Linked DNA regions of Mus musculus: region 2 is linked to region 1. Evidence: chromatin loops called from intact Hi-C (ENCODE). Cell type or tissue: left cerebral cortex. All regions are shown on one strand. Links, peaks and the distances in the headings refer to the core of each region. The heading gives the core; the rest is flanking DNA.

Region 1 (10,439 bases), core at 992-8,991:
AAGCGTGCTCACACTAACCTACACTCTGTTAAGGCAGGGACAAAACTTCTTAGGCAAAAAATAAGAGGAGGAGGGAGTCTGCTTATTGCCAAATACCCCTTGCATCGCATCCACAGCAGCATTCGCCCCAGATAACATGCCAAGAGGTGGAGCTCAGGGAGATGCAGAACCCGGGATACAGCCAGAGCGCCGCGAAAACCCTGACCAAAGAGGCTGAAACGGGAACAGGAAAGGGGAAACGCTAACTCACCCAAACTGAGTGACCTCGCCCTGCGGAGCCCTCAGAAGCCCAGCTGAGAGAAAAGGACTGCTCACCCTGCCCCCAGGGGAAGTCTGGGGCCAGCGGCAGAAGGGCCCTGACAGACATTATCACCCCTGGTATGACAACCACAGACTTCAGACCAGTGCTTCTCAACATTCACGATGCTGGGACCCTTTAATATAGTTCCTTATGTTGTGGTGATCCCCAAACATTTCATTGCTATAACTGTAATTTTGCTACTGTTACAAACTGTAAATATGTGGTATACAGGATAGCTGATATACGACCCTGTGAAAGGGCCCAGACCCACAGGTTGAGAACCTATTCTGTAGCTAGAGCCTTACCTGGTTCCATTGCCCCTTGGATTTAGGTGTCCAGTGGGCACCCAGGCCTCTGCTGTCACAGCAGGGCTTGAGCCCCAAACTGGAGGCCATGTATGTATAGGCGGTTTTCGTAAAGAGTCTTGCTAACTCCCTGTGCAGGGCCAGGTTGGGGTTCTGAAGAGGAGGGCACATTGCAGGCTCAGTATCCCAGAGCCTGCTTCTCTCATCCAGCTGGCCTGTCTTGTACTACCCAAGTTCAGGTACTCCATACCAAAAGAGTGAAGACACTTTCAGGGAAGACACCCTAAAAGGGAGTCTTTTTCATCACTCTCTTTTTCCAAACAAGGAAAAAAAAGCAAAACAGAAAATCACTTACCCAAGATCACAACTTTAAATGGCAGAGCCAGGCCAAGTGTTGAAAGACGGTGATCCCAGCTACTTCGGAGGCTGAAGCAGGAAGAGTGAGTCAAAGCCAGCTGGGGCAACTTTGTGAAACCTTGACTTAAGGGGCGGGGGGGGGGGTGAGTGGGGGACAGAGCTGGCACTAGAACTAGCTTACTAAATGGTGAGGTGCCAACTGTTCAGTTTTGTATCTTTGTCTCTCCTTCTGCCCGGGGTTCCCTCACCATTTTTCCTTCTCACCCTCGGGCCTCCACACCTCCAACCACCGTCATGGTCTCTATTTCAGTCTCTCTGGAGCTTGTTATCTACCCGCTTTCCAAACCGGGAGTTCTGCGTGCCTTCTCTGCACATCAATATGTACATCGAAAATGTTGGGCCAGTTCAACCAGTCTGGTTTAGGAAGGGGGAAAAAAAAAAGGGCTGTCCCTAAGGACGAAAACAAAGGAGAGATCCGAGAAGAGGTCATCTTTAAGGGCAGGGGGAAAAGCTCAACACAAAATATTAAATAATAATAATAATAAGGTATTATGGGTTGAATAGCAGCAAGAAAGTCTCGGGTGAGAGATCTAGTAGGATTTCCTGAACTTCAGTTCTGTTTAGTAAGTTGAGCATAAGGAAAAGGCAGCCGAGAATTTAAGGAAGTGTGAGATGAGCTTTTTCTTCAGGGCGGGATAAGCCTCACCTCCGACACACAGCCCACCGGGTCCTCCGCGAGCCACCGAGAAGCGGTCGGCGTGCGGCCAGAGAGTCACCACGCGACTCGTCCAGCAAGCTCCGATCATGTCTCTGATTCTCCGGTCCCTTTACCCCTGGAGAGTGTTAGAGCAGGGACGGGGAAAGGCCAGAGAGGCTCCGGGTCCCAGCCCTTTCCTCAGGCTGACTTCTCTTTGGTTCTGGAAGCCTCGGTTTACTCGGTCCTCCCACATACCATCGAGAAACCCAAATTGTGGTAGAGCTCCGCGTCGCGCTCATGTGACGTCACCCGTGCACCACAGAGACGCCAGTTCCGGATAGAGTGTCCCGCATTGCGTCACGAGTGCGTCTCGCAGGCCGCTCTTTCCCCGCCCACTCCGGCGCGGTTCCGTCTTTCCGGACCTGGCCGAGCAGGAGGCGCCATCATGGTAAGCTCGCTGAGCGGTCTCCCCGAGTGGCCCATCCGCTGCCATCCTCAGCAAGTCCCGCTCGTAGCGCGACGGAGGGGTGCAGGCGGTGCCAAGGGGAACTGCGGGACAGGCTAGGGCCTTCGATCAGAACTTGCCGGAGCCGGTGGCCGGTCCCGGGAGCCTCCCGAGGCTCGTCGTCTTCCTTACAAAGTTTGGCTCCATGAGCCAGGCTGATTGCAGCTCCCAGTGAGTCCAGTCCGGCCTCGAGCCCACGGCCGCTCCCTCGCACCAATCTTTCGAGTGCTGCGTTTCCAAGCGGGACCGCTGCTCCCAGTGTCCCTGTTTCTTAACTTGCCATTGGGAAGTTGAGTGCTACGATGAGCGGAGCCACTACACGTTGCCGGGTTTGGGGACAAGCGTACGTCAGTCCTTCCCGGAACACTGCTCCTAGTGTGTTTGGTGTGTAGTAATCCTGTCCCTGCCTTGTATGTTGGGAAGACGTTTATGAAGAGCCTTGAAGGTGCAATGAAACCGCTGTTAGTATCAGTAACTACTTCAGGATGCTAACAGCTTGGAAAACGAGTGGGGGATAAAATTAACCCGAGCACTTGGTCTTTCTAGGGTTGATTTGAAGGACGTAGTGTAAGGCTTTGTCACAAACACGTCTCCACGTCTAGAATGTACTGTTGGCTTCTTTTTGACTGTTTTTCAGATTGGGAGCTAGTTTTGAGAACATAAATAAAAGCTAACATCTTTACAGGGATCTGAACTCTCATCCATACTGGGCCCAGAACCAGGGCCTTCACATGCTAAGCAAGAGCTGAGCTCTAAGGGACTCTGAGCCAGCAGCCGCTTGTCTTGTGCAGCTCAGTTTTTACACCGAGACAGTGTTTCAATGAGTTTCTGGACTCTGGGAGGAATGGTCCCAAGCCGAGACAAAAACATCACTTGTGTGTGTTAAGTGAACTTGTCAGGGGTGGGACATGTCTTCTTCCTCTAGTTTGAATCCTTTGAGGTTTGAATTGTCGACTAAGTAGCCTAAAAGTTACAGGTACGAACAGGTATAGATATCATCAAAGATATAGGGCAGTGGTTCTGACAATTGGCTCTATGGTGGTTCACCTCCCTCAGGGTGTTGACATTCGCCACAACAAGGACCGAAAGGTTCGGCGCAAGGAGCCCAAGAGCCAGGACATCTACCTGCGGCTGCTTGTCAAGGTAAGCCCGGGGTGCTACGCCATCTTACAGCTCCCAAAGTGAGTGGGGTGGGGAGAGGGGGGAGCCTGGACACAGTGCCCCAACCCCCCACATCACCAGGAGTTGAGCGGGATGGGAGAGCTGTGGAAGGGTCCTGGCTTGGGGGTGGCGCAGGCAGTCCCATGCTCAATCTTTTCCTTTCCCTTGCAGCTGTACAGGTTTCTGGCCAGACGGACCAACTCCACCTTCAATCAGGTTGTGCTGAAGAGGTTGTTCATGAGCCGAACCAACCGGCCACCTCTGTCCCTGTCCCGCATGGTTAGTAGTCAGCCAGAGGGCGCTTCACATGTTTGGGGGCGGTGGGGTAAGGCCAGCAGAGGATGCGGGCCTCTGTGCTTTGGTCTTTTTCTACCTGGGGATTTCTCTGACCTGGGTCACTTCTGGGGTTGGAAAGAAAGATTTCAACAATCAGTCATAGCTGGCAAGCTCTTGGGGCCCTGTCACTGGGGGGAGGTCGGCCTCAGCCAGTGGAGGTCTTGGCTGTTTGGTCTTCCCGGTGACAGCTTGGCACAGAAAGACTTAACATGCTTGCCCCCATCAGATCCGAAAGATGAAGCTTCCTGGCCGCGAGAACAAGACTGCCGTGGTTGTGGGGACGGTCACAGATGATGTGCGGATTCTGGAAGTTCCCAAGCTGAAGGTAAGTGACCAGCATGGGCCAAAGGGACATGTCTCCAGTCAATTAGGGGGCTTTGCTATGTGCCAGTGGCACCCTGCCATGGGAGCTGTAATCAAAGCTGCTCTTCGTTGTGTCCCCTCACCACTGCAGAATGATGCTTTGGAGTCTGTTTGCCCTGAAAGCATTGAGGATGCTTGCCATCCACTGGGGAGACTTTAGTGGCAGTTGTTTATCAGGGTCTGCTACCGGGGGTGGGCCGTGACAGTCCCCACAGCCTCTGGTGTGTGCCTTCTCAGGTGTGTGCACTGCGGGTGAGCAGCCGGGCCCGGAGTCGCATCCTCAAGGCTGGGGGTAAGATCCTCACCTTTGACCAGCTGGCCCTGGAGTCTCCCAAGGGCCGGGGCACTGTGCTCCTGTCTGGTCCTCGGAAGGGCCGAGAGGTGTACCGACATTTTGGCAAGGCCCCAGGAACCCCACACAGCCATACCAAGTGAGTATCAGAGCTTTGGCTTCAGGTAGTTGTTACCCATAGTGGCCACTAGGATGTCAAGTTCACTTGGGTGGGGGGTGGTCACAAATCTGGGCTAGCCAGGGCCTCTGCCACTTCTGAGGGGTGAGTGGTTATTGCGAAGGCTCTCAGAAGGTTTCCAGTATGACAGGAACAGGTCCTAGTGCCAATGAGCTGGACTTCTCTAACCTCCCTCCTTTCCCCACAGACCCTATGTCCGTTCCAAGGGCCGGAAGTTTGAGCGCGCCAGAGGCCGAAGGGCCAGCAGAGGCTACAAAAACTAACCCTGGATCTTAACTGTTAATAAAAAAAACATTGGATGATGATGGTCCTCTGTGTTCATTCATGAAGTTGGAAAGGGGCAGGGTGGGATGAGGGCCACTAGTGGTGACAGCATTTGATTGGAAGTCAGCACAGACCCATTTTTGGGGAAGGGGGTGGGGCCTGCTCTGGGACCTGCCCTGCACCTGGGCAGCCCCTGCCTGTGCCCGAGCCCCGCCTGCTGGGTGTTGTGTTCACCTGTTTCCTCCTAGGATTAGCTTTTCCCAAGACCTTGGTGTTGGGGGATGTGGGGCAAGGCGTGGGAACAGGTGAGGCCCTGCCTGGGCCAGTCTCTGAGCAAGATGCCTAGTAGTCCCTCCCCCTCTGTTTGCACAAGGGGCTGTGTCCTGACAATTGCTCCCCGTTGGGTGGAGAGCTGCTCAGGAGGAAGTCGGAAGCTCCTGAGCTGGCCCTCAGACCGGGCCGAAGCCTGGGGTCTGTAGGTGGGGGGCCTGGCCTTCTGGATCGCGTGGTGCCAGTTGGCTGGAACCTAATTCAGCTTCACAGGTCCATAGTTCCTGTCCAGGAAGTAGAGTACAGCTTGGAGACTAAGGTTGGCAAGAAACCCAGGCTAGGTTCTCAATCGATCGGAGGACAGTACTCATGGCTGCTAACATCTCGGACTGGTTTTGAGGCTCACAGCCAAGGTAGACTTCAGACTTCAATACCTTGAAGATCCTCACTGAAGGAGACTGGCAAGTGTCTGGGGAGGAGTTGGGGGAGGGGGCAGGGGATAGGTTCTTTCTGACCCTATGACAGGCAGAACTGGGAGAGAGATTAGCCTGTGGGAGCTGGGGTGGTGGGCAAGAAAGTTTACTCAGACTCAGAAACTGCCTCTCCTGCTGTCCTACTGAGATTAATCTCCATGCAATGAAAGGGAGGAAAGAGTGGGTCAGATACCATAGATAAGCCAAAGTGGCAGGCAGTCGAGCCATTGGTCACAAGCAGTAGGGTGACCAAGGACAGGCAAGCAGCCATTTAGCAGAAAATGCTTAGGCTGATGGCCAGACCTGTCAGGGCAGCCAGGTCATCCTGACAGGCCTGGAACAGCCAAGAACCACCTAAAGCTGCCGTAGCTCCAAGTCACAGGTGGTCCTGCGGTTTGGCAGAGGCAAAATGGGAGATGGCTGACTGGCAGGTAGTCAGCAGGCACATGTGATCAGATCCATGGTGTAAGGGTATGGAGAGTCTGTAGGGACTGAGTCGGGCACCTTCAGGGAGCTGTGTGGATGTTTACAGACCTACCCTGGGGGCTTTGGGTGGCCGCATAATATCACAGGACCCCAGATGGTCTATCTCCAAAAGCCATCTAGACCCTCCAGGACCTGGCCTCTGGAGGCCTTGTGTGGTTTGAATGGCAGCCTCCCAGCTGGCCGCGCTGGAAGGAGAGGAGTTGGGGGCTGGCGAGCCAGCCCTAACGAAGGCCAGCCCTGCCGTCTTGTACTCTGAGGGCCAGCGGCTGGCACTCGAAGCCCTGCTGAGCAGTGGCGAGGAGACTTTCTGGGCCTGTGTGCAGCAGGAGAGGTTGCCCCCCTTTCTGAGTGCAGATGAGGCTCAGGCCCTGGCTACGGCTGCTGAAGACTGGCTAGTACCTAGCCAGGAGCCTGGTGCAGCAGGCACGGGAACAGCCATCACCGATGGGGACGTGGGCAGCCTGACCTACTGGCCGAGGCAATCTGAGGAGCCGGCACCCCTGCTGCGGCTTGGCTGGCCTGAAGACACTGCCTGGAAGGGCATCACCCGGGCGCAACTCTACACCCAGCCACCAGGCGAGGGCCAACCACCCATTAAAGAGTTGGTACACCAGGAAATCCAGGCTGCTCGAAAGGTGGGTGTCCCCGCCTCCCCTCCCCTTGACCGGTACCTAGGCTTTTCCCCATACCCTCCTGGAATTTGCAAGGCTGTACACGTGCTCCTCTGGTCCTGGAGCCCAGGCTTTATCTTTTGCCCTTCAGACCTGGAGGCCTCTTACTCCCTGAGATTTGGTATCCACACTTCTGGAGCTAAGTGGTGACCATTTGTCAGTCAGCCCCTTTCACACCAAATCAGAGACACCTAGCTTCCTCCAGGAAAGCCCTGGGGGTAGTTACCCTGCCCTGTAGCCGCCCCGCTCCTGCCCCTCCGATGCCCTATTCCTTAGGTAGCAATCTTGGGATTTCCGTGGCTCCAGTGCCAGGTGGTCTGCACGGGTTAATATGTGCAGCTTTCCAAGAGTGGAGGTCATGGTGAAACAGGCTAGATGCAGCTGAAGCTCACTGTTCGCAGTGACCTGGGTGATGAGTCATGCCACCATAACTGTCTGCCTACAAGGCACACCTTAGTGGCCTAGGCTTCCTGGTCACCAGGACCCAGCCCTAACCTGGAGCTGTGGACCTTTGGCGTTCTCAAGGACAATCTGTGGGCAACAATCTGTGGGGTTAAAGATGAGTTTTCAGCAGCTGGAAACGGGTCTCCTAGAAGGGCAGCCTGGTTCCCTGCAGGGAAGAGTCAGGGTGGGTGTCTCCCTGCCACCCTGAGCATCCCATAGAAGCCAGGACTTGAAGCCTGTGTCTCTACAGCATCCTACCCCCAGTGCCACAGTCCCCCATCCTTTGTCTACCCCTTTCTCCCCTAGCTGGTGGCTGTAGTCATGGATGTCTTCACCGACCCTGACCTGCTCAGAGACATGGTGGATGCTGCTACCCGCCGATGGATTCCTGTCTACTTACTGCTTGACCACCAGCATCTGCCTGCCTTCCTGGCACTAGCCCAGCAGTTAGGGGTGAACCTGTGGACCACTGAGGTAGGAGCCAGGCCAGAGCCATCTAAATGTCCCTAATCCACAGAGGGGGACATTTCCACGGGTCTCTAGGTCACTGGGGTTCCCTGAGATCTGAAACACATGCCACTGGAGGGTGGGAGTTGGGGAGGGGGGTGTCCTGGATCCTTGATCCAGAACTAGTTATCCTCAGATCTAAGATTTGGTATCAGTGGCCCTGGGGATGCTGGGACAGTATCGATGGCATCACAGAATATGCCCTTTCCCAGAACCTGGATATCCGGACCGTGCAGGGCCACACCTTCCAGAGCCGCAGGCGACGGCAGGTGAGCGGCCATGTGCGGGAGAAGTTCGTGCTCCTGGACGGTGACAGGGTCATCTCGGGATCCTACAGGTGTGTCCCCTCATGACACCCTGTGCTCAGCCCTCCCTCTCGACATGATGGGGGAGGGGTTGCGATGGGGGAGCATCCTGGGTCTCTGGGCTCCGCACTCATCTCTACAATGGTTCCACACACTCATCCAGGAGAGGAGGTGTGTTCTGCCACAGAGAACACTTAGGGCTGTCTCTGCTGTTGGCCAGGTGAGTGGCCTTGTGAATCCCAACTTGGGAAGCTGAGGCTGGGCTCTGAGTGCCAGATAGCTGGATTCAGATCCTAACCCTGCCAGCTCCTAGCTGTGTGCCTTCAGGCAGCTTACTCCCCTTTCCTGTGCTGCCTGTCAGAATGAGATGATAGGGATCAGGCTATTGTGGGTTCCCATCCACTCTGCGTACTGAGCCTCATCCCTGCCTCCACCCAGCAGATAATCAGTGGTGTGTCCCTTACCCATTCTCAACATCATGACAATCCCAGAATCCTCCAGACACAGCCAAGTACCCAGGGTGAAGAGGTGCTGACCAGGAACCGCTATTCCGGAAGGGTACGGAAGACCACACTCAGCAGATTTGTGGCCACAGCTGCCTGCGTTCATGTGGCCAGTGGTGGGAACGTGCGTTTCTGACAAGTCCCCACGCAGCACTGACACTGTGGGTCCTGTTCACCCTTTGAGACCCCGCCTCCATCCCTGAGACATGCTGCTTTGGAGTGACACTATCATCCTGGCGTTGCCAGAGGACAGAGCGGGGTAGCCAACACATGACCTAAGTGCTTCAAAGCTGGATGTGGTGACACACAACAGAGAGAAGATCACAGAGGAGGCCGTCCTTAGCTGCGCAGAGAATTTGAGGCCATTCTGGCATACAGGGAACCCTGCCTCAAAAATCATTCCTGCTCACAAAAAAAAAAAAAAAAAGTCCTCTGAAACCCCATCTGATATTGATTTTTACCGCATGTCACGAACTCTCAGGTGACACCAACATAAAGCAGCATCCGCGTCAATGTGGAAAGATGTGCGTCCTAGAACCAATGGGGCACAGCTGAGCCATGAGAGCCACAGGCCATGCCCCACATGAAGGCAAGCCAGGGGCTTTGCCAGCCCGCCTCCCACGGTCCTGGAATGGAGGAAGCCAGGGCCACAGGAGGTAGACTGCACCTCTGGCCATTTAATGGGGGAAAGGGATGAAGGCGGAAGCCCGGGGCACAGCCCTAGGCCCTGCAGTTCTTGTGGGTCACAGCCAGTATTGAAGCAGCAGCAACAGGCCCAGGAGCAGCTGCAGACCCAGTGACAGGCTGGTAGCCCCTGTGGAAAGGCCAGTGCCCTTATTGCAAAGGTGGCCAGAACAGCAGGTGGTGGTGAGACTGTATGTGAGGCCCATGTAGCTGATGGGTTCCTCGCGGCCACAGCTGGTGGAGTGCACGCAGCCTTTGTTGATGATGGGCCCCACACCCTGGGCTACTCCGTGGCCTGTGAAGCAATCTTCGTCATCCCCACAGCGCATGTGTGTGCCAGGGCACCGAGCAGAGTCAGTCAGCTCACAGAAGACGCAGTCCTTGATGCCTGTCACACCTGGGCAAAGAACCAACACCAGAAGCAGTGGCCAGCCAAGGACCATGGTGGCCTGGCGGCGTGGATAGCACCCAAGCCAGGCCGGGGGCTTCCTTGACCTCCTGGATGGCCGAGTGTGACCTCCTGGAACACCTCCTGCCCCTCGTCCTGGCCTTGGGGGTCAGCAGTTGGAGTGTTTCGGGTTCCCGATACAACGTGTCCTTTTCAGAAGCTCTTCAGTCCTCGGGTTGGAGATGGGCCAGCACCCCTGCTCACAAGCCTTTGGGCCATGGAACTCAGTGACCTCACAGACACTCAGGGTTCTTGGATAGCTGGGGGTGGGGGAGGGGAGGTAGCCTGGTCCACCACAGGCTGAGGGAACCAAGAACCTTCACCTGGCAAGGTAAGGATGCTTGAAGGATAATCCCATAACGCCGACACATTGGCTCGGCCCGCCCACAGCAACCTCACTTTACCGATGGCCCACTGAGGCCATAGAGTATTGCTTGATGCATTCAAGACCTGTGTATGTTCAAATTTGCCCTGGAGGTGTTAAAGCCCTGGTCACGTGACACGGAGGACAGGTACCACCCTCTGCAGCCGGTGGGCCCCATGTTCTGCGTGGCAGATGTGCTTCTTGGATCCTGGTGTACAGTGCACACGCTTAGGAAGTACAGCCTTTCTGGTGAATCTGTGGAAATGGTCCTGCGGGTATTAGAAGATCACCCTCATGATAAACTGCGACTCTGAGATGTCCCTCAGTGGGGCAGAGCAGAGCCCATGTTTCCAGTCATCTAACTTTAGGTAGTCACGATAACGTTTTCTTGGGTTTTGTTGTTTGTTTTTGTTTTGAGATAGTCTCATGTAGCCTAGGCTTTTCTGGAACAGCGTAGCCGAGGCTGGCCTTGAACTCCTAATCCTCCTGTCTCAGCCTCCTGAGTGCTAGGGTTACAGGCTTCTA
Region 2 (10,439 bases), core at 1,359-9,358, 80 kb after region 1:
GCATTGGCTGGTTTTGTTTTTGAATCGTGTTCTGGATGTTTGGATGGTTGTAGCCATCTCAGAGAGGTCTGGTGCTGCCGATCAGGGCCATGTGAGGGCTCTAAGAAGCTGAGAGTAACCATAAGTGTGCCACATGGTCTCTAAGACAGTCCTTGGGAGAGTGAAGCAAAAAGGTAGCCATGACTTAGAAGTTCAGCCTGGGCTACATATCAAGTTCCAGGCCAACAACGATAAGATACAGTAGTAAGACCCAGTCTCAGACAACAGAAGGGCTGGGGAGACGGGTCAATAGGTAAAGCAAATGTGAGGACTCAATCCTAACTAAAGCCATAGAGCCAGGAGTGGTGATGAGCTTGTAACCCCAGTGCCTGGGCGGGGAGACATGAGGGTCCCTGAAACCCACTGCCCAGCTACTCAAGACCAAGCGTGAGTGACCCATTCTCAAAAGAGGTGGATGGTGTGGAGGATATGTGAGGTTGTCCTCTGCCCTCTGCACACACACTCACACACACACACAGACACACACACACACACACATACACACACACACACACACACACACACGCACGCACGCACACATGCATTTTTGAAGGCAGGCAAGATGGCTCAGCTGGTAAAGTCTCTTGTCACCTGATGCCTTCTGAGTTTAATACCCAGGGCCTACCTGGAGGAGGAAAAGAACTGAGTCCCATAAGTTGTTACCTGACCACTACATACATACTGTGGTACATGTGTGCCTATACACATACATAAATACATACACACAGTCATAAGTGAACAAAATTTAAAGTTTTTAATTAAAAGGCTGGGCGTGGTAACGCACACCTTTGATCCCAGCATCTGGAGGCAGAAGCAGGCTGATCTCTTGAGTTTCAGGACATCCAGGGCTATACAGAGAAACTGTCCTTCCCCCACCCCCCCCACCCCCAAATACATAAATAAATAACAAAATTTTAATTGAAAAAAATTTAAAGGAGGCAATAAACTAAGAGGTCTCTCCAATGTGTCAAGCCATGGGTTGTCCATGGCTGGACCCCAAGGGGCGTTGCCCTGACCCCCTCTAGTAGGCAAGTATTAGGGTAGCACAGAGTGAGGAGCCGCTGAGAGCAGAAAGGTGAGTCCCACGGTGAGGTGGTGTCCTCCTGAGTACCTCAAACACTGTGGAGTATACTGCCCCATATCTCTTCTGCAGTGGCACCCCACCCAGGTGTGTAGGAAGATACGGGGGTCACGTGACACCCCTGGGAGAACTCAAATGCTTCAGAGAGTCTGGGTTGGCTTAGGGCTACTGGCTGAAAAGAGGCTAGAGATGGCTTAGGTTTCCCACCCAGGGAGCTGCCATTCATCTGTTAAAATCCCACCCAAACCTTCCCTCCCCAGGAAGCCTTCCCGGTACTAGAGACTATCTTTGCATCCTACTGTGAGAATCCTCTGTCTTGACAGCAGGGAGCCTGCTGTGCTCCTAATCCCACCACCTCCTGAGCAGCAGTGAGGGACAGAACGAGGAGCTAGTGGATGGCAGGGGAGGGTGGAGGTGGGCACTAGATGGTGCATCTCACCTACACCATCCTTCTCTGTCCCCTACTGTCTGCCACCTTCCATAGTGCCTGCAGTGGTTTACTTACCCGATGAAGGAAGGAGTGGCCCTTTTCATTTGCCCGGGAGGAACAGTGGCCCAGAGAGGTGGTTGTGCTTGTTGAGGGACACAGTGAAACAGTGGGGTGGGACTGGAAGGAAAGTGGCCTTGGGGACAGAGAAAGTGGCTAGGAAACGCCCCTTCTGCAGGGGACACTGGTTCATTAGCCCCAGGGATTGTGAGCACAGACCTAAAGCTGCGTGAGGGCCGGTTGTGTTCCGAGGCCAGGCACACTGACCAGGGCTGAACTGCTGCTGCCCTTGGCAGGAGGGGTGTGGCCAGAGCGTGTGTGACTGGCTCTTAGAGGTGGCTCAGATTTGGGGCTCCCCCCACCCCCCGAGCTGGAGAACGTGAAGGACTCGGTTCCAGGCAGAGGGAATGGCATATATAAATGTTGAGTTAGGGGGCAAAAATAGAGAGTCCTGAATGCGGCGGGCTCAGAATGGAGAGAACAGCGGGGCGCGGTGCTGTGGAAGAAGCTTGTTGCTCTGGGTGCTGAGAGCATGCATTGCAGTGGGGAGGGGTCTCTCCCACTGTGCGCACAGAAAGGCCTCAGGAGCCCCCCAGCATACAGCTGTGGGCAGAGCCTGACTCTGTGTCAGGCTGTGTGCGGGGCTGGAGCTCACCTGTCTTCTCCCCTTGCAGCCAAACTCTCCCGGCTCTCGCTGGCGCTCCCACCGCTCACGCTCACGCCGTTCCCGGGCCCGGGCCCGCGGCGGCCACCTTGGGAGGGCGCGGACGCAGGGGCAGCTGGCGGGGAGGCCGGCGGGGCGGGGGCGCCGGGGCCAGCGGAGGAGGACGGGGAGGACGAGGACGAGGACGAGGAGGACGAGGAGGCAGCGGGCTCTCGGGATCCCGGGAGGACGCGGGAAGCCCCAGTGCCCGTCGTGGTGAGCAGCGCCGACGGGGACACGGTCCGCCCGCTGCGGGGGCTGCTCAAGTCTCCACGCGCGGCCGACGAGCCAGAGGACAGCGAGCTGGAGAGGAAGCGCAAGATGGTCTCCTTCCACGGGGACGTGACCGTCTACCTCTTCGACCAGGTGAGGGGGCTACACTTAGTGCACGTAGCACCCGGACTGCAGGGAGATGGACCTCCGGGTGGTCCAGGTGAAGGGGGCGGGCCCAGAGGGATTTACGTGTTCTAGTGCCCTGGGTAGCCGGCTCAGTGGGTGGAGCCTGGAAGGAAGTGGCGGCAAGTGGGCGGGGCCTGGGGCAGCGGCCGGGGTGGGGGTGGGGGGCACTGGACGGGGTGAACGGGCATAGCAGGAGTAGAACCAGGAATGGGATAGGGGCTTTTGCTACGAAAGGGCCGGGAAATCAAGGAGAGACCCGAGGAGTGTTGGTGGGTTTAGAAGGCTGTCAGGTAGAAGAAGCCTAGACAGGCTAGGAATAAAATTAGAGACTACTCAAGAGAATGGTTGCAGAGCCTGGGTCTGCTGAGGGCGAAACCTAGTGCTTTGGGGCCTGGTTTTATCGACAACAATCTTGTGGAGTTGACTCTAATATGTGCCTATGTATATTCTTGAGTGGGGGTGTCCCCAATAAGCTTCAAAAGCTTTGCGTGGCCCTGTCAGTGGGTGGAGGGAGGTGTTTGATGTGGGTGCTGGGCAGCAAACTCTGGTAGGCAGGAAAAGGCCTACACCTTAGCCTCTAAGCATCTCCAGCCTCCCGGGGCTGGGCTTTAAGTGGGGCGGATCTCATCACGTGGAGCTTTAATATGGAGTGAGTTTGGCTTGGTCGCCTAGATCAGTAATCTTTGCTCTCAGGAGGCAGAGTCGAGACAATCTATAATTAATGTAATCTGAATAGTTCAGGGCAGCTAGAGCTACATACCGAAACTCTGTCTCAAACAGACAAATAATCAACTTACCAAAGTCATCTGGACCTGAAATCCCCATATTTAAAAAAAAAAAAAGAGGTTTATTGCCTGAGCCTTGCTATGTAAACCTGGGGTGAGACTGTTTGAGGCCAGGTTGTGAGATAGTTGAAAACAGGGTCAGGTGCAGTGTTCAGAGTCATGAGACCAAAGGATTCCAAAATGGGATGGGACTTTTTTTTTTTTTTTTTTTTTGAGACAGGGTTTCTCTGTATAGCCCTGGCTATCCTGGAACTCACTTTGTAGACCAGGCTGGCCTCGAACTCAGAAATCCGCCTGCCTCTGCCTCCCAAATGCTGGGATTAAAGGCGTGCGCTACCACTGCCTGGCCCAAATGGGACTTTTCAATTTTGTTTGTTTGTTTGAGACAGGATTTCTTTGTATAGCTCTGGCTGTCCTGGAACTTTGTAGAGAAGGGTGGCCTAGAACTCGGAGACCCATGTGCATCTTGGTTTCTCTGTATAACCCTAACTGTCCTGGAACTCACTTTGTACACCAGGCTGGTCTCAAACTTAAGAGACCCACCTGACCCTGTCTCCTGAGCGCTGGAATTAAGGGGGTCCCCACCTTGCCAGACTCAAGGTGGGACTTTGAGAGTTTGAGTGGGACTGGGATAATTGTCCCTTGGTGCGTGGCTGGAGTTAGAGGTTGGGAGGCTACAGGACCAGGCTGTTAGCTCCAAGACATAGGTTTGGATCTCTGCCGCCAAGATCTTGGAGGTGGTGCTGCGGGGTTTAGAACAGCGTCTTGCTCGCTGAATTTAGGAATTCCTGAGCTGGGTGGGGCTTTATAGTTAGGTAAGGAACAAAGACCAGGGTGAGATTAGAGCTTGTAGGAACTTTTGAAGGCAGATGAAAGTTCCATTAACTTCTCCATACAATACATCAGCAATTACAAAATGGGGTACTGAAAGCCCCAGCAATATCGTTGGGTTTTATTTAATTATTGAGATGCCGTGGTTGGGTGTGACAATACGTTTCCTATTCTTTTTCTCTTGTTTTCACAGGAGACTCCAACCAACGAGTTGAGCGTCCAGGGCACCCCCGAGGGGGACACGGAGCCATCAACTCCCCCAGCGCCCCCGACGCCTCCCCACCCCACCACCCCAGGAGATGGGTTTCCCAACAGCGACAGCGGCTTTGGTGAGGGGCGGAACCCAAGATTTGGGCTGCGGGAGGGCGGGGCTTGGGAGTGGAGGGAGTGGCCTTATTATGCAATGGGCGTGTCATGTGGGAAGGGCAGGGCTAAGGGTGACCTGGAAGAGAAGGATTGAATCTAGGAACCCATCCACTCTTTGTAGGCTGGAGCTGTACCGAGGGGCCTGGGCGGAGCTCAGGAAGGCAAGGGCTGGTTGAGGCGGGTGGGGGCGGAAAGGTATCTGAAGTGGGAGGAGGGATGGAGCCTTGCTGGAGGGTAGGGCTAAAGGCGGCCTTGTGCTGGTCTGCTAAGCTGGTGTATAAGTCTAGTTCACTTTCTCCCTAGGCGGCAGTTTCGAGTGGGCGGAGGATTTCCCCCTCCTCCCCCCGCCAGGCCCCCCCCTGTGCTTCTCCCGCTTCTCCGTCTCACCTGCACTGGAGACCCCGGGGCCTCCCGCCCGGGCTCCCGACGCCCGGCCCGCAGGTACAGTGCTTCCAGCAGGACCCTATCCCACCCCTCCCCAACCTGCCCTCCCTTACCTCGCTTCTCTCTCTCTCTTCCATTCACCCACTCAGTCACATTGACATCTCTCAGCTAAGACCAGTTGGTTCCCATTCACAGCCTTGGACAGTTACACCGGTCTCTGACCCTCAGTTGCTTCTTCAAGGATCCTTAAGTACACACTCCCTTGTCCATCTTTCCCATTTCTGAGCTCGGATACCTTGGTGGATCTCCATATCCTCTCCAAGGGCACTTAAAGCCAGGGGATATGGCAGACACCCAGAGAACAGGAATCACAGCAGCGAGCTCACAGTGACCTGACACATTGCTACTCGCTCAATTTCACTGCGATCCTTGCAGTGGATTTTAGTCCCACGGTTTTTACGGAAAGAACTGAGGCACTTAGAAAGGAGCATAGAGCCATAATTCCGGCCCGGCTGCTGGCCCTGGGTGCTGCCCTCTCGTGGTACGCGTCTATTGGGTCCTTGTGCAGATGGAAAATCAGTTCTCTCCTGCCCCCTGCTGGCCACCATGCTGAACGCCCAGGATGTGGGGAAGGAGCTGTTAGTTCCCCAGATCCTCTGAGTTTCAGGATTAACCCTGCCTTTTTTCAGTTGTGTGACGTTGGCCAGTCAGTGTCCCTTTCTGCCTTAGCATCCTCATCTGTAGAATGGGAATGAGAATGGATCCTGATCCTGAGTGTTATGAGGGTATAAGTGGCATAATCCCCCCTACACACACACACACACACACACACACACACACACACAGAGTCACACACACACACACACGCACACACTCACACACACGCACACACACTCACACTCACACACACGCACACACACACTCACGCACACGCAGTCATACACTCACACACTCGCACACACACAGTCACACACACACACACCACACACACACGCACATACACACACTCACACACACACACGCTCACACTCAACTCACTCACACACACTCTCACACACACTCGCACACACGATCATGCAGCCTGGAGCTCCTGTGATGGTGTGTGAACAGCTTGCACAACGGCTGGAGGCAGAAGAGTTTAGCTAGTTCAAGAACAGAAGACAGGCCTGGTGCTCCTCAGGGTTCAGAGTTGGGCCGCGGCTAAGTAAATGGGTCAAGTTATAAAGGACTTGGGGGCCGGGCATTGTGAACACCACTTGGGAGGCAGAGGCAGGTAGATCTGTGAGTTCAAGGCCAGCCTGGTCTACAGAGCAAGTTCCAGTACAGCCAGGGCTACACAGAGAAACTCTGTCTTGAAAAACCAAAATATACAATACTATACTATTTACTAATAGTAATAATTAGTAAATAAATAATAACAAATTTAGGAGAGCTTTGCCTACAGGGTCCTAGGGAACCATGAAGGCCAGTAAGCAGGGAAGGGCCTGGGGCCTGGGAATGGAAGCAAATAGAGGCTGGGTGCTTGAGGAGAGGCTAAGCCGGAGAGGTTTGTGAACTAAGCGCAAGAAGAGAGGAGGGGCAAGGCAGGGGCAGAGGAGGGGCGGTAGAGACAGGATTGGGACTACATCCCCATCTAACCTCAAATGTTACTTCCTGACACCTCCATCTCAGGACCCCTGTGAGCACAGGGCAGGGTGGGTCTAGGGTGTGGGGACATCAGCTAGATAGTGAGTCAGGATCAAGGCTGCTAGCAAGGTGACCTCACGCTTAGTCACCAGGAGTGGAGACGGAGGGCCCAGTGGTATGAAGTCCCAAATCCTTGCCTACTCACACAGATACTCCCGCTGGGCATGGGTGGGGAAACTTACACACGTTTGTCTCCCCAGACCACAGTGAGTGCCCCCTTGGCACTCTCATACCCTCTATTTGACACCAGGTCCTGAGTGAGGAACTCATCCTGTGTACTTTGAAAAGGAGTGGACCTCATTTTCCACTCAAGAAGGGCAGTGGGCTCTGGTGCCTCTGTGTAGCCAGACCTGGGCTGTCAGCACAGAAATGTAAACAGGGGAGGGTGGACCCCTCACCCCACGGGCCTTGGTGCTCTAGGTCCAGAGGATGAATCAGGCTGTGATGTGTGGCTGCTGGGACACACACTCACACACACTCAATTTGTTGGTGAAGACACTGTGTGACACAGGCCTAGGTACAGGCCCCATATTCCGCCTATGCAATAAAGGTGCGAGCAGTCGCCGGGCTCTTCCACAATAACTTATACTTAATAAATACTCAGTACCCGAGAGGAACACCTGAGAAAAAAAGAGAGGAAGCAAGTGATAACCCAGGATGTCTGAGGGTGACAGGGGACCCAGAATGGTTGTGGAAGGCCTCAAAAGAGGGGGCCTGAACCACTTAGGAAGAGCATTTTAGACACTAGGAACAGCAGATGCAAAAAGCCCCTGAAGTAGAACGGTATCTGGAACATTTGAGGGCAGTGTGCCTGGAGCAGAGGGCTGGATGAGGACAGAGAGGATAGGATGGTGCCGCTTCCTGGGCCTTTGCCTTGAGTTGGAAACCATAAGCCTGTCTCCCCTGACTCTGTCTCCCCTGATTCCCATCCTTTCTCTACTCTCTGTTCTCAGGCCCCGTGGAGAACTGACTCCCCAAAGACCCAGCCCCTTTGCATCCCAAGAAGAGGGCTTGCGAGCAGAATCTTGTGTGGACGATGGAGCCATTGCCCCTGACACTGACACAGCCTCTGGGGAGGTGCCTGAGGCTGGGCCCTCCCTCTCCTCCACCATGTGCCAAACAGGAGGCCCAGGCCCTCCACCCAGCCCCCCAGATGAGTCCCCTGATCCCCCTGACCCCCCCGACCCCCTTGGAGCCACATGAGGCAGGAAGCCCCATCGCTGGACAGCCACACGTCTTGGAACTGAACTGAACCGAACTCTTTTGGGCCCAGAGCCCCCTGGCACAGCAGAGGTCTCTCCTGGCCCCATGAGGGCCACTGGCTTCAGGAACCTGGCCCCCCCCCCCCATCTTGCGTCTCCCCTTCCCCCAAGCCTGGCCCCTGGAGGGGGCCTCTGATTCAAACCTTCGCGTGACATTTTCACATTATTTAAAAAAAAAAGACAAAAACAACTTTTGGAGGAAAATGGGGCCTGTGTGTATTTGGGGAGGTGGGAGGGAGGTGCCAGGAGTAGACACTGCATGAAAGTCCCTGTCCTTTCCTTATGGCCCTGAGGCAAGGCGCCCACGCAACAGTGGAGCTTGCTGGCCTCCCTTCCAGCGCATTGGTGGCAGCCCTGACTTACCCTTCTCTGTTCCATGAGGAGTCAGTGATGATGGCTTGGGACCAGGCAGTTTTGGTAATCATGTTCCTGCAGGGTCTGAAAGCTATCACAGGGCCAGACCAGGTGGTGGGAAGAGACTCAGAACTGATCTGCTGAAACTCGGCGGAGTCACCTGCCAGCCACTGCCTGGCCTGCCTGCCCGCACTGGCCGGCTCCATCCACTCATTTCTCTGTTACTGCCCAGCTTCTGGGCCGGCACACAAATACTGTCTATATGATCATGCATGCACACCCTCACCCCCAGCCCTGGCCCTTGCCAGTTGTTCTTCATCTGCCCGACTGCTTGTCTTTGTCCAGTCTTCCTCGCAGTGACCTAGGACTGCTGCTCTGGTTTCTTCCTGTGTCTGTGTTCTCCCATGCATCTCCCCGTGCTTCTCTCTGCCTTAGTTATATTTGGGTCTTGTCCCTGTCCCCTCCCTCCCTCCCGTGGCTGCCTGGTCCTTAGCTTCTCAGTGGCTAGGCTGTTGGTGTCTCTGGACTTGGGTCCCTCATCCTCTACACTTGGGGATCAGAATTTACATGAAGGGAGTGAATTTACATTGTGGAAGAGAGCCAAAGCAAGGGGTGGGTTTAAGCAGGATGGTATATAGGGGTGACAGGACACAGGGTGGAAGGTGTCACAGGAAACCCCTACAGTAGGGTTTTCCTTCCCCATCATAGGATTGGATTGCTGCCTGGCAAGCGGCGACATGATTGAGAGGCAGGTCTGCCCAGGTTGGGGAGGGAATCATGGTAGTAGAGTGGGCTGGATCTTGGCATCCTAGTTCAAAGAATGAGAGTTAGAGACCTAATGCCAAGTCAAGAGAGGTGGGCTAGGACCTGTGCTGTCTACCTGTCTCACTCTGTGTATCTGTGTGTTTGAGACAAGATCTGTCTGTGGCCCTGGCTGTCCTGTAACCACTGTGTAGACCAGGCTGGCCTCTAATTCACAGAGACTGATTAGCCTGCCTTTGCCTCCTGAATGCTGGGATTAAAGGCATCACCACACCTAGCAAGGGCCAGGATTTTTAGGTCTGAGGAGAGAAGGCTGTGGCCTGAACTGGTGGATTATGAGGGAGGGACAGGACATTCATGCCTCAGTCTGAGTGAAGAGGGTGAGAGCCAGGCCAATCCAAAGTCTGAGATGCTAATGTCCTACCCAGTTGCAGGGAGCAAAGTTAAAGGTCTAATCCCCAGGGAGGAGGGCTGGGGCCAGAACTGCTGCATCTGAGGGAGGAACCTGGGATCAGGACCCCTGGTCTGAAGGAGGGTATACTATCGTACCAGCCCTCACCCCACAAACTCATATTCAGTTATCTTCAACCACAGAAACTTACTGCTTCACAATTGTGGAGGCTACAAGACCAAGACCACCGACATCAGTATTTGGAAAAATCTCTTCCGTGTTTTGCAAGCCTGGCTTCAGGTAACCGTTGGCACTCCGTTGGCTTGTCTGTGCTTTGCCCCACTCTGCATTCATCCCCACATGGCACCCTCTGTGGCCTTCTGTCCAAACACCCACTTTGGGAACTTTTTATGTGTGTGGGTATGTTGGTGGGTACCGGGAAGGGCATGGTTTCACATATCTCAATCTGGCTTTGAACACCTTAATTCTTCCTCACCTAGCACATGGATTGAAATGAGTCCCCCTCCCCTGACACTTGGCTTGAAGGTCAGCTTAAAGCAATTTGCAGTGACACAAGCACCTGCAGCCTAGTGTGGCCAACGTTCCCTTGAGATCCGCAATCAAGTGTGCTGATCATCACAGCCCTGGGCCCCCAGTGGTGGCTCCTCCACTCCCTCCTCCTTTAGTCACTGGGTCCCCCAGGACTGCAGACCTCCCCCTCCCTTCCCACCTTCGCCGCTACTCACTCTCAGATCACCACAACCACTTCACTTAGACACACTGCCTCACCTTGGCTTCTCATAGGCAGGCCTGCGTAACCTGTTCTTGCCTCCCTTAGCCACACCAGTCACCATCTTACCTGGGCTGATGGTAGTCACCAGTTGTCAGGCAATGATCCTGGGGTGAGAA

Evidence for each region. Peaks named below come from ENCODE experiments on the same cell type or tissue, not always from the same donor. Only the 100,000 strongest peaks of a DNase experiment are listed, where the experiment ranks them.
Region 2: it touches region 1 in a loop (2.4-fold over the local background); 3 of 42 quality-filtered maps call a loop at or near these places.

Annotation. Positions count from the first base shown.
Region 1 is chr7:45,716,032-45,726,470 of GRCm38, forward strand. It overlaps Sphk2 (sphingosine kinase 2), which reads right to left and starts at 1,971. Exons shown (of 7, transcript NM_203280.3): 1 at 1,670-1,971; 2 at 962-1,032. It overlaps Rpl18 (ribosomal protein L18), which reads left to right and starts at 2,040. Exons shown (of 6, transcript NM_009077.2): 1 at 2,040-2,108; 2 at 3,222-3,308; 3 at 3,498-3,605; 4 at 3,889-3,987; 5 at 4,263-4,456; 6 at 4,683-4,804. The coding sequence starts at 2,106. The coding sequence ends at 4,758. Fam83e (family with sequence similarity 83, member E) reads left to right here and starts at 5,189. Exons shown (of 5, transcript NM_001033170.4): 1 at 5,189-6,623; 2 at 7,410-7,577; 3 at 7,823-7,947. The coding sequence starts at 6,150. Spaca4 (sperm acrosome associated 4) reads right to left here and starts at 9,785. Exons shown (of 1, transcript NM_027055.3): 1 at 9,076-9,785. The coding sequence starts at 9,545. The coding sequence ends at 9,162. In left cerebral cortex, for the core only: CTCF peaks have their summits at 2,198, 4,514 and 6,536; DNase peaks (open chromatin) are centred at 1,295 and 1,992; H3K4me3 peaks cover 2,426 bases; H3K27ac peaks cover 1,499 bases.
Region 2 is chr7:45,795,918-45,806,356 of GRCm38, forward strand. Lmtk3 (lemur tyrosine kinase 3) reads left to right here. Exons shown (of 15, transcript NM_001290990.2): 12 at 2,282-2,676; 13 at 4,519-4,654; 14 at 4,995-5,132; 15 at 7,715-8,227. The coding sequence ends at 7,731. Among named protein-coding and RNA genes, the nearest start is that of Cyth2, 13 kb to the right of the region's middle. In left cerebral cortex, for the core only: a CTCF peak has its summit at 5,644 (motif pointing left); DNase peaks (open chromatin) are centred at 5,626 and 8,384; H3K4me3 peaks cover 938 bases; H3K27ac peaks cover 566 bases.